2 separate regions of the Homo sapiens genome follow, and region 2 is linked to region 1. A link is a contact called in ENCODE Hi-C or POLR2A ChIA-PET data. All regions are on one chromosome and are shown on one strand. Each heading gives the region's core, a stretch centred on a gene start or an enhancer-like site at or near the end of the contact. The rest is flanking DNA. Distances are from core to core; before and after follow the strand shown.

Region 1 (7,898 bases), core at 2,884-5,383:
GGGTTTCAATTGTCCACTGAGAGGGCTTAATACACATTTCTTGTAGCTTAGGGAACTCAGTGCACAGGCGTCCAGTTCCCATCTGAAAAAGCCAAAGGACAGCAATAGGCTGACCCTAGCTTTGACTGTGGAGTAAGGTGGAGGCCAAAGGAGGAGGCTAGGACACCCTGTGCTCTCCAAATTTGTCATGATAGAGGGTGTGTGTATGTGTGTGGCCAATGTGGGCCACATCCAGGAAAGGCCTGGCAGTGAGGGGTTATCTTAGATTGTTCAAGAGTGCTGCATGGAGGGGCAAACTGGCCTCTCAGAGAGAAGCTCAAGGTATCACCAGGTTCAGAGGGTTGAGGAAGGAGTGAGTGAGTAGCAAGCATGGAAAGCATTTGTCCTGTGAAGCAAACTGCAGGGAAGAGCTCCTCAGTGGCCGGAAGGTCACTGCAAAGACCTGGTGAGAGTCAGCTGTCAATTATTTGCCAAGTCCAGAGCGAGCAGATGCTAAATTCCCAAGCCAGGGCCAGTCAAGCAAGAACTTTCCTGCTTCCCTGGCCTCTTCTCATTTGCAGGACTCCAGCTCTGAAAGAGGCAGGACTCATGGCTAGTAATCTGGGGAAGGAGGAGGAGAAATGTTAGCAGCTGACCACATACCCTTTCCCCAGTCTCCTTTGTCTTCACCTTTCAAGGATCCTGAGCTGGGATGGGGGAGAAGTTTCAACTTTAAAGCAAGAAGTTATGGGACTGAATAATTTAGTTACTAAATGCGTACTATGTGGTTTAAAGTGACCGGAAGATTGCTGATATTACTAAGTGTGACCAGAAAGTCATAGACTTGCTCTAAATTTCATCTGGGGCAGAGGAAGATCTGGCTTCCCCGGGCAGATGAAAAAGAACAGTGGGAAATCAAATAAATTTGCTTGTGAATACACTCCGTGAGTCTTGTTTGTTCAGCACAATGGCTAGCCACGTTTCCAATCCTGGGAGATTGACAAGTGCTCAGGGAAGACTGGTTTGTGGTTTTGAGTGGTCTCTGGGTCAGAATCCCAGACTTCACTGGAGAAGTGAAACCAACCATATAGATAGGCCAATTTCCACAGCCACAGTGGGGCTACAACCAAGAGGTCTCCATTGCTCCCCACCCGATTTAGAAACCCGTCCTGACCTGAGATTGACAATGGTGACAGCCACCTCTGTGCTCATTGCTGTAAGACCGTGGCAGCAGATGGCTATGGCTGCTATTGTTTGCCCATTGGGAATCCCAAACAAATCCACTAGCTATGCCCCTAGACACTGCCTGATGATGAATCTATTAAGAGATTGAATCCCTCTGGATGAATGGTTTGGATAATGGCTGTACATATTACAGTAAACAAAATGTTTTGGGAGACCTTCTTCACTTATTGTCTCTCAGCTCCAAACCTGCCCTTCTGTGCTTGCTTTGTGATGCTGGGCTAGGACTCTGCCAACCACAGTTTTGCTTTGCCAGCTGGCTCCACATTAGGCCCTTCCCACGGGAGGCCCCAGAGGGAACAGCATGGTGAGAGAGAAAGAAAGGCCTCCTTCCTTCCTGTCTGCTTCCTGTGGGTTTTCTGTACCTGTCAGTGTCACTCTAGTCTCACCTCTTCACCCTGGCAGTAGCAGCTCCTTCTTGGAGCAGCAGTTGAATGTAGTTTGCAGTTTTTCCAGCACTGACAGAACCAGCCTCATCATGCTCTTGTTCTCCCAGGAGATGTCGGGTCCTCAGGGCCCCTCTCCAGCTCAGAAATGCCAGCCCAGCCAAGCGGTGCCCCCTCCGTGGAGTCTGAGTCCCAAGTTTTCAAGTTTTAATAATTCCCACCCCTTCCTATTCTCAGTCCCAGGGGCAGGGGCTGCTTCCTGCAGTTTAGTATTTATTTTATAAATAAATAAAAATTATTTATTTATTTATTTTTTTCTTTTTTCCAAGACAGAGTCTTGCTCTGTCACCCAGGCTGGAGTGCAGTGGCGCGATCTTGGCTCACTGCAACCTCCACCTCCTGGGTTCAAGCAATTCTGCCTCAGCCTCCTGAGTAGCTGTGATTACAGGAGCCCCCCACTGCGCTAGGCTAATTTTTGTACTTTTAGTAGAGATGGGGTTTCACCATGTTGGCCAGGTTGGTTTCAAACTCCTGACCTCATGATCTGCCTGCCTCGGTCTCCCAAAATTCTGGGATTATAGGCGTGAGCCACCATACCTGGTCTTTTTTTTTTTGAGACAGAGTCTCGCTCTGTTGCCCAGGCTGGAGTGCAGTGGCGTATTCTTGGCTTACTGCAACCTCCACCTCCCAGGTTCAAGCGATTCTCCTGCCTCAGCCTCCCGGGTAGCTGGGACTACACGCGTGTGCCACCATGCCTAGCTACCTTTTGTATTTTTAGTAGTGATGAGGTTTCACCATGTTGACCAGGCTGGTCTTGAACTCCTGACCTCAGGTGATCTGCCTGCATTGGCCTCCCAAAGTGCTGGGATTACAGGTGTGAACCACTGCGCCCGGCCAACCTGCAGTTGCTTTTACTGTGACACCTTAGTGTCCTCTTTTAGTTATCTAGTTAACAACCTTTTTTTTTTTTTTTTTTTTTTGAGACAGGATCTCACTCTGTTACTCACACTGAGTGCTGTGGAACAATCATGGCTCACTGCAGCATCAACTTCCGGGGCTCAAGCAATTCTCCTGCCTCAGCTTCCGGAGTAGCTGGGACTACAGACACACACCACCACACCCTACTAATTTTTTATTATTTGTAGAGATGAAATCTCACTATGTTTTCCAGGCTGGTCTCAAACTCCAGGACTCTAGTGATCCTCTCTCATCGGTCACCCAAAGTGCTGGAATTAGAGGTGTGAACCACTGTGCTCGGCCCCAGTAATTCTTACATTACCTTCTCTGTTCAAATAACAGATGGTGTTTTCTGTCCCCTGAGTGAGACACATCTCAATGAAAAAAAAAATGGAGAATTACAGTATCCCAGAGGACTTGCTGGGGTAAAGAATTAGTGAGGCCTCTAGCGAGGAAAGACTGGAGTAGTTGCTTAACGTTTTTTTTAAATTATTTATTTATTTATTTACTTATGTATTCATTTATTTCGGGATAGGGTCTCACTTTGTTGCCCAGGCTGTAGTGCAGTGTTGTCAACCCTGCTCACTGCAGACTCAAGCAGTCCTTTCACCTCAGCCTCCCAAGTAGCTGAGACTACAGGCATGTGCCACCAAGCTCAGCTAATTTTTGTATTTTTTGCAGGGACAAGTTTTTGCCGTGTTGCCCAGGCTGGTCTCAATCTCCTGAGCTTAAGTGACCCTCCTACCTCAGCCACCCAAAGTGCTAGGATTACAGGCGTGAGCCACTGTGCCTGTCCCGGTTTTTGAATCACAGAGCCCTTGGAGAAAGAGATGGAACAAAGGACTTTCTCTCTAGGAAATGTAAATGTCTATCGGCACATTGCCTACCTGCAACCCTTGCACTCAGTTACTCAATTTTAAGCGTTGGTGGACCCCAAAGCCCAGGTACTGATTCTTGTGGTAGAATGTTGGCTAGGTTGAGTCTCCATGTTGGAGGAAATCTAGTGGGCTCTCAGAGGCTGTTGCCTAAACCTAGGAAAAGTCGAACAAAAGATCTGTCAGTCCGGGGTTGCCAAGGAGCTGTCCTAGATTTTCAGACTCCCTGAATTTGAGTTAAATATCCTGACTGTAGACCTGCCAACCACCCTGGACTTGTAATTGCTCTTGCATCTGAGGCCTTAACAATGTGTCATATTCAACAACAACTATTTTACTCATGGGGGCCCCGCCAACAAGAATGAGCCTTCTGAAGCAGAGCCCTGTTTTCTAGGCCATCCTCCCCCAGAGGCCCCTGGCTGGCCCCAGGAGGCCCCAACCTTCTCTCCCAGTCCTTCAGTGCCACGTAGAGTGTAGTCCTCCTGGACAGAAAGGCGCGTCGCCATCTCCTGGCCGGCACTATTACTGCACGTCCATTTTCTAGAAAATTCCTGGCATCTGGGTTCTATGTAAACGTAAGAACTTTTCCTTTACTGTGAGTTAGCAATCCGGATGTGTTTTGTGGAAGATTATGCCCTAAGCCCTTAGAAGGGAGGACACTGAGTTTGGGAAAAGTCACTACCTCTGGGCTTCATTTTTTGCCCTAAGGCAATGAGGTTATCCTGATGCTGAGGAATCTATGGCAAATTTTCCTTTCTCCCTCAAACTATCCTGTCAACCTTTTCATATTAGAAGGCAGAGAATGGAAAATACACATACACAGTAAGTACCTGCTACATATCTTTATAGAGCTGTCCTATGTATATTTGTTTTTTGGTTCCATGTTGATCTTTTCTTATTAATTATTTTTTGTAGATACAGGGTCACTATGTTGTCCAGGCTGGTCTCAAACTCCTGAGCTCAAGCAATCTTCCCGTCTCGGCCTCCCAAAGTGCTGGGATTACAGGCGTGAGCCACTGTGCCCAGCCTCCATCTTGATCTTTTAAGTTATTTAGACATTGCTCAAGATATAAGACTGATTTTTCTCTCTATTGATTGAAAAAGGCTTTACTGTTTTATTCATTTATTCCACAAAAGGATTTATTCAATCAACTCAAAAATTGTTATGCACCAGGCACTTTTGAAGTACTAGGGATACAGCAATAAGCAAAACAGACACAAGCCATTCCCTCATGGAGCTTCTTCCCTAGTGGAGGAGATAGGCAATAAATAAAATGTGCAGCGTGTTGGCTGAAAGAGGATGTGGGCCAAGAGAAGATTTTTTGTCTATCTGTTTTGTTTTTTAAGATAGGAGAAATTACAGCACATTTGTCTGCAGAGGGGAATGATCCAGGAAAGTGGGAGAAATGATGATGCACAAGAGAGGAGGGACCGGTGGAGAGATGCCTCGAGGAGGTGAGGGGAGGTGGCATCTAGTGCACAAGTGGAGTGGGTGATGCAAATATTTATCAAGCCCCTGGCAGGTGTCAGAACCAGGGCTATGTGCCGGAGATCCAGCAGTGAAGAAAATGGACAGTAGCCCTGCCTTCTTGTAGATTTCACCCTAATTAGGAAGATGGACAATAAAAAGCAAACTAGGCTGGGTGCAGTGACTCATGCCTATAATCTCGGCACTTTGGGAGGCCAAAGTGGGCAGATCGCTTGAGGCCAGGAGTTCAAGACCAGCCTGGCCAACATGGCGAAACCCCATCCCTACTAAAAATACAAAAATTAGCTGGGCATGGTGGTGTGTGCCTGTAATTCCAGCTACTTGGGAGGCTGAGGCCTGAGAATCACTTCAACCTGGGAGGCGGAGGTTGCAGTGAGCTGAGAATGCGCCACTGCCCTCCAGCCTGGGTGACAGAGCAAGACTCCATCTCAAACAAACAAACAAAAAAACAAACTAATAAATGAGGCATAGTACTCATGGCTTGGGGTATGTGCTATGACAGAAACACAATAGACATGGAAATCCTCTTCGAGAAGTGTCATTTAGACTGAGTTTTAAAGTATAACAAGGAGATGTCCATGTGCAGAGCCCGAGGAAAGAGGATTTCAAGCAGAAAGAATAACAAGTACAAGACCCTGGGCAGGAAGAGCTTGGCCCATTTGCGCACCTGATTGGAGGTGGGGCTGCTGGAGGGTAGTTAGCAAGGAGGGTGAAGCATGAGATGGGGTTACAGAGGTTGACCAGTAATAGATTTTAACAGTCAATAAATTTTATGAGCAAATTTGTAGATAACTCAAGGCTAGGAAGGACAGCTCGCACTGTTAAATGGCAAAATCAGAATTTAAAAAAAAAATTGCATTGATGGCATGTAACAAATCTCAATGTCAAATCTTGCATTTGGGCTCAAAAAACTCAGTTGCAAGAAAACAGTAAAAGGAAGATCAAATACACCACCAGTTGGTATGAAAAGTGTTCTGGGTTTTCCAGAAAGCAAAGCCTAAAACAGGCCTAAATTGCAAACTCTTTCCTGAGCAATGTGACTGAAGGAGCAGAAGTGAGAGAGTGGAGAGGCAAAGAGAAGAAAAAAGAACCAATACAGAGCTGTGGTGTTGAGGCAGCCTCGTCCGCAGGCTCCTGCTGGTCCAATCTCAGGGGCCCGTGGAGGAGCTCAAAAGGTGCCTCAGTGCCAACCAGAGAGCAAAGAGAGGGACTAGCATTTCTCCCTTGCTTCACACACCGCACACCAAAGGCTCTCTCCATGGGTGTCTCTCTCCCCCAAGTGTGAGTACGAAGCAGGCTACCGTGATGGTCCCACTTGCATTGTCACTCAGAGACTCAAAGGTAGAAAGCAAGGGAAGAGTGGGCCTGAGATGGTTCGTGGTCAACTGCACTTGTGGGAACTGGTAGGTGCCCCACAGAACTGGGCGCAGCTGGAATAAGAGACACGGAGACCCAAGCTCTGAAGTGATTCACGGTGGTGTCGCCTACATATAAGCTTAGGAATGACAATTTCCCTCTGCTTGGCATTTCATCTCGAAGTCTTTTTAGGCTTTCTGCGGAAACACGGGTGTGTAACTGAATCTCATTCTCAATGCTTGATATTTGGGCCTTAGAGGTAAAAAGGACCCCCAAAATACTATCCCAGAAGCCATAATAATTCCTTCTTTAAAATTTCTCAGGCCAGGCCCAGTGGCTCGCCCAGTGGTTCACCCAGTGGCTCACAGTATAATCCTAGCACTTCGGGAGGCTGAGGCAGGAGGATCACTTGAGCCCAGGAGTTGGAGAGCAGCCTGGGTAAGATAGTGAGACCTCATTTCTACAAAAAATTGAAGTTAGCTGAACGTGGTGGCACACTCCGGTAGTTTCAGCTACTCAGGAGTCTGAGGTGGTCGGATTGCTTGAGCCCGAAAGGTAAAGGTTGCAGTGAGCCAAGATCATTCCATTGCACTTCAGCCTGGGCAACAGAGCTAGACCCTGTCTCTAAATAAATAAATAAATAAATAAATAAATAAATAAATAAATAAAAATAAGGCCAGGCATAGTCACTCAGCCTGTAATCCCAGCACTTTGGGAGGCCAAGGGAGGTGGATCACTTGAGCTCAGGAATTTGAAACCAGCCTGGGCAACATGGTGAAACCCTGTCTCCACAAAAGATACAAAAACTAGCCAGGTGTGGTGGCACATGCCTGTGGTCCTAGCTACTTGGGAGGCTGAGGTGGGAGGACTGTTTGAGCCTGGGAGGCAGAGGTTGCAGTGAACTGAGATCGCACCACTGCCCTCCAGCCTGGGCGACAGAGCAAGACCCTGTCTCAAAAATGAAAAATAAAAAAAAAAAATAGAGCCAGAAGGAGGAAGGGGTGGTGGGAGCTGGGGTTGGGAGACAAAAATAAAAATAAATAAATACAATTTATCTAATTCAACAAAGGAATCTTTTTTAAATATTATCTAAGACTTCTGAATCTTTATCAAATGCTGCATTTGTATAAACTGTTTACTTCTGCTAAACTGGGGGCTATCGTGGTGGGAGAGAAATGAAGGGTTAGGGAAGCAATTCATCCCATTTATCCCAGGCCAGGTAAAGGCCTCAAATTTAAGATTTTGACTCATCTCCAAATGAAGTTATACGTAGAAGTCTCAGAGCCACAATAACAACAACATTGAAAGATGTTCTTCAAACAGCTCAAACTTGTGTCCTCATCCTCAGATCAAACTGCGTGTGGTCCCTTATAAATAAATATTTTCAAAAGTTCTATAATTGTCTTGCAAAATAACTCAGTGCCTTTGCTGTTCAAATGTATCAATTTATGAAATGTAAAGTTTCCAAAAATCACAATTTTTACAATTCTCTTTTGATAGTTCTCCTTTAAAAAAAAAAAATACAAGGAGCCTTGAGAAATGGACATGATCCGTGTATTTCTTGACCTCTGAGATACCATGGCTAATCCCAACCAACCTGCAGAAATACTGCTT
Region 2 (7,898 bases), core at 2,842-5,341, 42 kb after region 1:
GGAAATATCTGGGGACTTTGCTGCTGTCTAGGCCAGTTAGGGAGAGCCAGCTTGAGAAGGCGGAGCACCTGAAGGGACTGTGTCCGTTGTGGAGTTTTAGAGACACATGACCCTTAATCAGGAGGGGAGAAGTATCATTAAAAAAGAAAAATCTAGAACCACATCTTCCCAGCCCCAACTGAAAGACCAAAAGGCCAACCAAGAGTTGTTGACAGTGTCAATATATTTATTGCTAAGGTGCAGTTCACAAACTCTTCCAAAAAAACTAGAAGAGGAGGAAATACTTCCAAGCTCTTTTTATGAGGCCAGCATTACCCTGATATCAAAGCCAGACAAGGACATAACAAGAAAATTACAGGCCAATATCCTTAATGAATATAGATGCAAAAACCCTTAACAGAACACTAGCAGCTAGGCATGGTGCCTCATACCTGTAATCTCAGCACTTTGGGAGGTTGAGGCAGGTGGATCACTTGAGGTCAGGAGTTTGAGACCAGCCAGGCCAACATGGCAAAATCCCGTCTCTACCAAAAATAAAAAAATTAGCTGGGTGTGGTGGCGGGCACCTGTAATCCCAGCTACTCGAGATGCTGAGGCAGGAGAATCGCACAAACCCGGGAGGCAGAGGTTGCAGTGAGCTGAGATCATGCCACTGCACTCCAGCCTAGGCCAAAAAGCGAGACTCCGTCTCAAAAAACAAAACAAAAACAAAACACACACACACACACACACACACAAACACTAGCAAACCAAATTCAACCACACATTAAAAGAATCACTCACCATGATCAGTGGGATTTATCCCTGGGATGCAAGATAGTTCAACATATGCAAATCAATAAATGTGATATATCGCATTAACAGAATGAAGGATAAAAACCATTTGATCATCTCAATAGGTGTGGAAAACATATTTGACAAAATTCAACATCCTTTCATGATGAAAACTCTCAACAAATTAGGTATAGAAGGAATGAACCTCAACACAATATACATTAAACCCATAGCTATCATTATACTCAACAGTGAAAAATTGAAAGCCTTTCCTGTAAGATCTGGAACAAGACAAAGATGTGCACTCTTGTCACTTCTATTCAACTGTAGGGGAGTGAAAAACCTCCACCCTTCTAAGTTCCTTGGCTAGGCTACAAATTAAAGGGACATAAGACAGATTGACAGGAGAAAAACCATATTTAATGATGGGCATATGCAAAGGTGTCCCACAGAATAAGAGACTTGAAGAAGGGTCAGACGATTGAAGTCTATATAGCATCCTAAGCTACAGAAAGGAATAGGAGCTCCAGCTTCTCAGGGGAGGCGGGGGACACAAATTACGATAGAGCAAAGGGAGGAAATTTGTGGTGAAGAAAGGCTGCCTTATCCAGATAAACAGTCTCAGCTAATAAAAATTGTCTGGAGCAGCCCTCAGAAGAAGAGGTAACAATCTCTGGGTTGGTGTTAACCTCCAGTCTCACCTCCTGTGAACCAAGTTAATCTTCCCTGATTGATAAGATTTCTAGGGAGGGGATTCATAACAAATTGAGTTCCTTTTAGAGGATTCATCTTTAGGCAGATAAGGGGGCTCAGAGAAAGCATCTGCTGTTTCCTAAGTGCCCTCAGTGCAAAGCCACCAGTGCACCACAGAGGCATATTTTGGGGTGGCATTTCCTGAACACCTTCACTGCTTAGTATTAGAAGTCCTTGCCAAAGCAATTAGGCAAGAAAAAAATAAATAAAAGACACTAAATCATTTAGAAAGGAAGAAGCTAAATTGTTACTGTTTGCTGATGACATGATCTTATATATAGAAAACCCTAACGATTCTACCCCAAAACTGTTACAATACACGAATACAGTAAAGTCACATGATACAAAATCGACACACAAAAGTCAATAGTGTTTCTGTTTATTATTCATTTTATTGTTAGACCTGCACTAACAATAAACTGAAAAAGAAGAGAACAATCCCATTTACCATGGCTACAGCCTGGTGATAAAGACAGCCGAGGGGAATTCTCTGGGGTCAGATCTGGATTCCAATCCCCCCTGAGCCACTTACTCATTGTGTCACTTAGGGCAAGTGGCTTCATTTTTCTGCATTTTAGTTATTTCATCTTACTTCGTTAAATGGTAGCGACAATAATAATGCCTTCCTTGTATGAATATTGGGAAAAGCGAAAGGAGATGGGTAATCCATTAAAGTGTTTACTTAACCCAATGCTGGGCACAGACAAACAGTAGATATTAGTTATTGTTGTGTTATTGTGCATTTAGTGCGCTATATTAGGTGATCTTGCGAAAAGAGCAGAAATAGTCTCTGTCACTGAGGCATATGTTCCCAAAATCCCACTCTGCCTTCTCTGTGCTGACTCAAATCTGATTTAGCTCCAGCAGCTTCTCTGTGTAGTGGAAAGAGCTTGGATTTGTGCCCCAGCTCCATTGATCCCCAGCTCTGCACACATCATCTAACTTCTCTGAGCTTCAGTTTCCTCTTCTGCAAGATGGAGATGATAATAGAGACTCTGCTGACTTTGTAAGGTTGTGGTGAGGCTCAAATGTGACTATGGGTGAATTTTCTCCAAAAGCTGTAAAGTCATTATAAAGCAAAAGTAAAACCCAACCTTACAGGCTTCACTCAAGTCCCACCTTCTCCTACCTTTCTGTGAGAGAAATCCAACTCAAACTGTCTTAAGAGGGGGGAAAATGGATTTTCTTAGCTCATGCAACTAAACGATCCAGGAGTAAATTCTGGAGTGGCTGGAGCCAGGTTCTCAAAAGATGACATTTAGGCCAGGCACGGTGGCTCACACCTGTAATCCCAGCACTCTGGGAGGCTGAGGCAGGCGGATCACGAGGTCAGGAGGTTGAGACCATCCTGGCTAACATGGTGAAACCCCGTCTCTACTAAAAATAATAAAATTAGCCAGGCATGGTGGCACGCGCCTGTAGTCCCAGCTACTCGGGAGGCTGAGGCAGGAGAATGGCGTGAACCCAGGAGGCAGAGCTTGCAGTGAGCCAAGATCACACCACTGCACTCCAGCCTGGGCGACAGAGGGAGACTCCGGCTCAAAAAAAAAAAAAAGACATTTAAAAATCTGATTCTCTCTTTCTCTCAGCTCTGCTTTCCTTTGTATTTCCTTTGTGTCCTTCTGAAGACACCAAATCCTTAGAAGGCATCTCTTTGTGCTTCCCTGCCCCCATCTTTGCCATGTCATAGGTTAAGCCTGCTCAGACTTTAACCTATGAAGCAGGCTTAACCTATGAAGTGGCAAAGATGGCCACAAGCAGCTCTGGGCTTGCAAACTACCAGTTTAGCAATCCAGATAGAAACAGTCCACCATTCTCTCGACAGCTCCAGCAAGAGTCCCAGAAATGAGTCTCCATGGCCTGACTTGGGTCATGTGCCTGTCTGTGGCCCTTTCTCCCAAGGCCAGGAGATTGGAATATGCCAGTTGGCCAAGCCTGAGTCACATGCCCACTGTCTGGAGCCAGGTGATGAATCATTCCAGCTCATTCCAGCTGTAACCACATGAACAGAACGAGGAGAGGTGGTTCCCCAAAAGGAAAGCAAAGTGATGTTTCCAACGGAAGGGAAAAGGAGATACTGGACAACAGATTTTCACTGTACACAGATTTGACTATTGTATTTTCTGGTAGGAGGTAGGGAGAAGAAGTGAGAGCCAGAATAAAAAGTCCCAGAGAGCAATGAGACATTCAGTTAATACTCTGTAGTTGACTCAACACTTTGCATCCCTGGAACATTCTGCCTAGTAATATGGCTTCAGGAGAAAGGGTCCTGGGCCATTTTAGGAAGGGAGCCCTGCACTTGCTGAGAAACACAACTGTGAATGATAAAGGGAACGAGAACCCTATTTCCTGACTCATTAAAGCAAGAGAGTGCTTAATAAATACTACTTGGTGATAAAGTTCTGACAAGGCCACTCATCTAATAACCACAGTTCTGACTCTGATTCCTATTCTGCTTAAGAATCTACACGAGCCCAGACTTCAGCTGTCATTAACAGAGGTCATGTCGTTGGCAGGCTGCCTGTCACAGATTCCGTGCACAGGAGGGCAAATAGCAAATGGGGAACTCCGGACACCACAGGTGTTTCTCTCTGAGTCACAGCGCTTCAGCCTCATTCCCCTTCCCTGGAGAAGACTTCCTCCATTCCATCACTACTTCTACCTCCTAAATAGCACTTTTCTCACCATTTCATATTACAAAAGCATGTTATGACATGCTTATTTCAGGAAACTCAAATAAGAGCATGCAGAGTCCCCATATTCTTCTCTACCTTATTACAAATCATATCCTCTTCTAGGCATATACGAATACTGTATATAAGACTTTTAAAAGTGGGATAACACTGTTCCATGACATATATTGGAAATATGTTGTGGGAAGTCAGGGACCCCAAACAGAGGGACCGGCTGACACCATGGCAGAAGAACATGGATTGTGAAGATTTCATGGACATTTATTAGTTCCCCAAGTTAATACTTTTATAATTTCTTATGCCTGTTTTTACTGCAGTCTCTAAACATAAATTGTGAAGATTTCATGGACACTTATCACTTCCCCAATCAATACCCTTGTGATTTCCTATGCCTGTCTTTACTTTAATCTCTGAATCCTGTCAGCTGAGGAAGATGTATATTGCCTCAGGACCATGTGATAATCGCATTAACTGCACAAATTGTAGAGCATGTGTGTTTAAACAATATGAAATCTGGGCACCTTGAAAAAAGAGCAGGATAACAGCAACTGTTCAGGGAATAAGAGAGATAAACTTAAACTCTGACCGCTGGTGAGCCGGGCGGAACAGAGCCATATTTCTCTTCTTTCAAAAGCAAATGGGAGAAATATCACTGAATTCTTTTTCTCAGCAAGGAACATCCCTGGGAAAGAGAATACGCACCTGGGGGTATAGGCCTATAGACAGCCCCCCTAGGTGTGCCCGTCTTCTATGGTCAAGGCTGTAGGGGTGAAATAGACCCCAGTCTCCCACAGCGCTCCCAGGCTTATTAGGAAGAAGAAATTCCCACCTAATAAATTTTAGTCAGACCGGTTGCTCTCAAAACCCTGTCCCCTGATAAGATGTTATCAATGACAGTGGTGCCCGAAGCTTCATTAGCAATTTTAATTTTGCCCCGTCCTGTGGTCCTGTGATCTTGCCCTGCCTCCATTTGCCTTGTGATATTCTATTACCTTGTGAAGTACTTGATGTCTGTGACCCACACCTATTCGCACACTCCCTCTCCTTTTGAAAATCCCTAATAAAAACTTGCTGGTTTTTGTGGCTTGTGGGGCATCACGGAAACTACCGACATGTGATGTCTCCCCCGGATGCCCAGCTTTAAAATTTCTCTCTTTTGTACTCTGTCCCTTTATTTCTCAAGCCGGCCGACGCTTAGGGAAAATAGAAAAGAACCTAAGTGACTATCGGGGCAGGTTCCCTGAGAAGAATATCTCTCAATGCCCATAGATACCCTTCTGTAGCATTAAATTTAAGAGATTCAAGTTGGTGATTTTTTTAGTGGATGTACTATAAATTATTTATCCTTTTTTCTACTATCGGGTAGCTACATTGTTTACACATGTTACTATTATGATATTCTGTGGACTGTTTTAAAAATAAAATAAATGAATGGGGTTACAGTAGGGAGGTATAATGGCCAGTGTGGGAAAGACACAGCTACCAGGTGAGGTGGCTCACGCCTGTAATCCTAGCACTTTGGGAGGCAGAGGTGGGTAGATCACTCGAGCCCAGGAGTTTGAGACCATCCTGGGCAACATGGCAAAACCTTGTCTCTACAAAAAATAGAAAAATTCACCAGGCATGGTGGCACACATCTGTGGTTCCAGCTACTAGGGAGGCTGACACAGAGGATGGCTCGAGCCCAGGAGGTTGAGGCTGCAGTGAGCCCAGATTACGCCACTGCATTCCAGCCTGTGGCACAGAGTGGGACCCTATCTCAAAACAAAACAAAAAATTAAATAAATAAAAAAGAAAAATGCAACATACTACAGAAAAGCGGTATGAGGGAAAATAGTTGCTTTCAGAAAAATATCTCCATTTAATATCATGTAGACCACACCTGGAATTTGGGGATTTTTCTGGGCTCTGCTCTCAGCTCAGTAAGGTTTTTGCTATTTGAATGACTATAAAGAAGCTTTATCCATCTGGATCCTGTTGTTGCTGTGTAATGGGGGTGGGTGTGTGGGTCACTAATTCCATCAACTTTGATTCGATATGTTTCTGTTATACTAGTTAACAAATTGCCCCAAAACGTACTGGCTTAAACCAATCATCATATTTGCTTATGTTTCTCTGAGTCAGCAATTTGGACAGAGCTTTGTTGGGTGGTTATTCTGTTCCTCATGCCACTGGCTGAGGTCATTTACTAGGCTTCATTTACCTAGTGGCTAGACAGAAAGGTCTAAGAAAATTTCACTTACGTGTCTGGCACCTCAGCACTTCTCCACTTGGTCCCTCTCTCCACGTGGTAAGGTTGAGCTTTCTCATGATATAGAAGTTTCAAGGTAACCAGATTTCTTATATGGCAACTGCTCCCAAATGGGACAAAATTGGAAGCTACGGATATCTTAGGGCCCAGCCTTAGAAGTTATACAGTGTTACTGCAGCCTCAACCTCCTGAGCTCAAGCAATCCTCCTGCCTCAGCTTCCCAAGTAGCTGGGATTATAGGCATGTGCCACCATACCCAGTTAATTTTTTAAATTTCTTTGTAGAGACAAGGTTTTGCCACTTTGGCCAGGCTGGTCTCAAACTCCTAGGCTCAAGTGATCCACCTGCCTTGGCCTCCCAAAGTGCTGGGATTACAGATGTGAGCCACTGTGTTTGGCCTCCAGTGTATTCTATTTGTCAAAACCAGTGTCAGAGTTGGTCTGTTTCAAAGAAATAGAAAATAGACCACACTTCTTGATAGTAAGAGAGGCAAAGAATTTTAAACCTTCTTTAACTCACTACAGTGAATATGATGAATACAATAGGATTATAGCGTTCTCCTATAATCAAGATACATAGAATATAATGGTGTCATAAAATACTATGTCCTAAGTATGCACTCAATCGACTAGAAGAGAGATTTAAGCCCATTTATAGTCAATAATTTTGCCCAAGTTCTGAGCATACACCAAAATAAACCATTGCCGAGATGGTATGTGGAAAATAGAATCCCTGGCAAAACTCACCCCTACAAGACAACAGTGATACCCATCCCAACTCACAGCCACCACCCACAATACTGGAGAAAGGCTCTGGGTCTTGGACATCTCAGCTCAACTCCTCCCTCTGCCATGGAGCTTCTTATAGACTTCCCACTCCTTAAATATAGTAATTCTTTCACAAGTCTGTTATAGGAGTTTTGAGATCTTTGTGAGAACATTTCTGCTAAAATTATAAATATTGGCTCTGAAACTGTTAATGTGCTTCCTCAGATGGCAAAAGAAAATAAGGTATATGTTGCCCTATGAAAACGGTGCATTTTCCATCTAAGAGTTAATGCTATCTTGCCACATGGAAACCTTGAAAAAAAACACTAAAATCCCTCCAACAGCATTAGGCCCTAGAAGTCTGAGTGAATCAGCCCAGATGAAGGAGCCCTTCTTGGCTATCCCCGTTTCAGTTACTGTGATGATGCAGGGAGTTTCTTCATCATACACACTTCCATCTTAGAGCTACTTTTTTTTTTTCTTTTTTTTTTTTTGAGACGGAGTCTGGCTCTCTCGCCCAGGCTGGAGTGCAGTGGCATGCTCTCGGCTCACTGCAAGCTCTGCCCCCAGGTTCACGCCATTCTCCTGCCTCAGCCTCCCGAGTAGCTGAGACTACAGGCGCCCGCCACCATGCCCAGCTAATTTTTTGTATTTTTAGTA

Evidence for each region. A loop is a pair of places that touch in the nucleus more often than their neighbours do. ChIA-PET counts read pairs that join two places held with the same protein, here RNA polymerase II (POLR2A). Pooled maps may share reads with other maps.
Region 2: a map of CD14-positive monocyte shows a loop between it and region 1 (2.4-fold over the local background). The contact joins the enhancer-like site here to the promoter of LINC02324 in region 1. A Hi-C loop is called at or near these places in 10 of 168 maps with a recorded cell type or tissue (B cell, CD14-positive monocyte, CD4-positive, alpha-beta memory T cell and 6 more), 24 of 37 single-sample maps with no recorded cell type and 18 of 50 pooled maps. POLR2A ChIA-PET finds 5 or more read pairs at or near these places in 7 of 52 experiments (GM12878, HEK293, HEK293T and 4 more).

What each region holds. Positions count from the first base shown.
Region 1 is chr14:65,218,582-65,226,479 of GRCh38, reverse strand. LINC02324 (long intergenic non-protein coding RNA 2324) reads left to right here and starts at 4,133. Exons shown (of 4, transcript NR_103769.1): 1 at 4,133-4,261; 2 at 7,785-7,898. RefSeq lists enhancers at 1-755, 756-1,636, 3,661-3,800 and a silencer at 735-1,029.
Region 2 is chr14:65,176,209-65,184,106 of GRCh38, reverse strand. No RefSeq gene overlaps it. Among named protein-coding and RNA genes, the nearest start is that of LINC02324, 42 kb to the left of the region's middle. RefSeq lists enhancers at 3,969-4,058, 4,129-4,328. Within about 2 kb of position 4,091, at least 12 of the 41 ENCODE cell types and tissues checked have a DNase peak (open chromatin) inside an H3K27ac peak, as active enhancers do; they include B cell, GM12878, PC-3 and 1 more, where a contact is called at or near this core.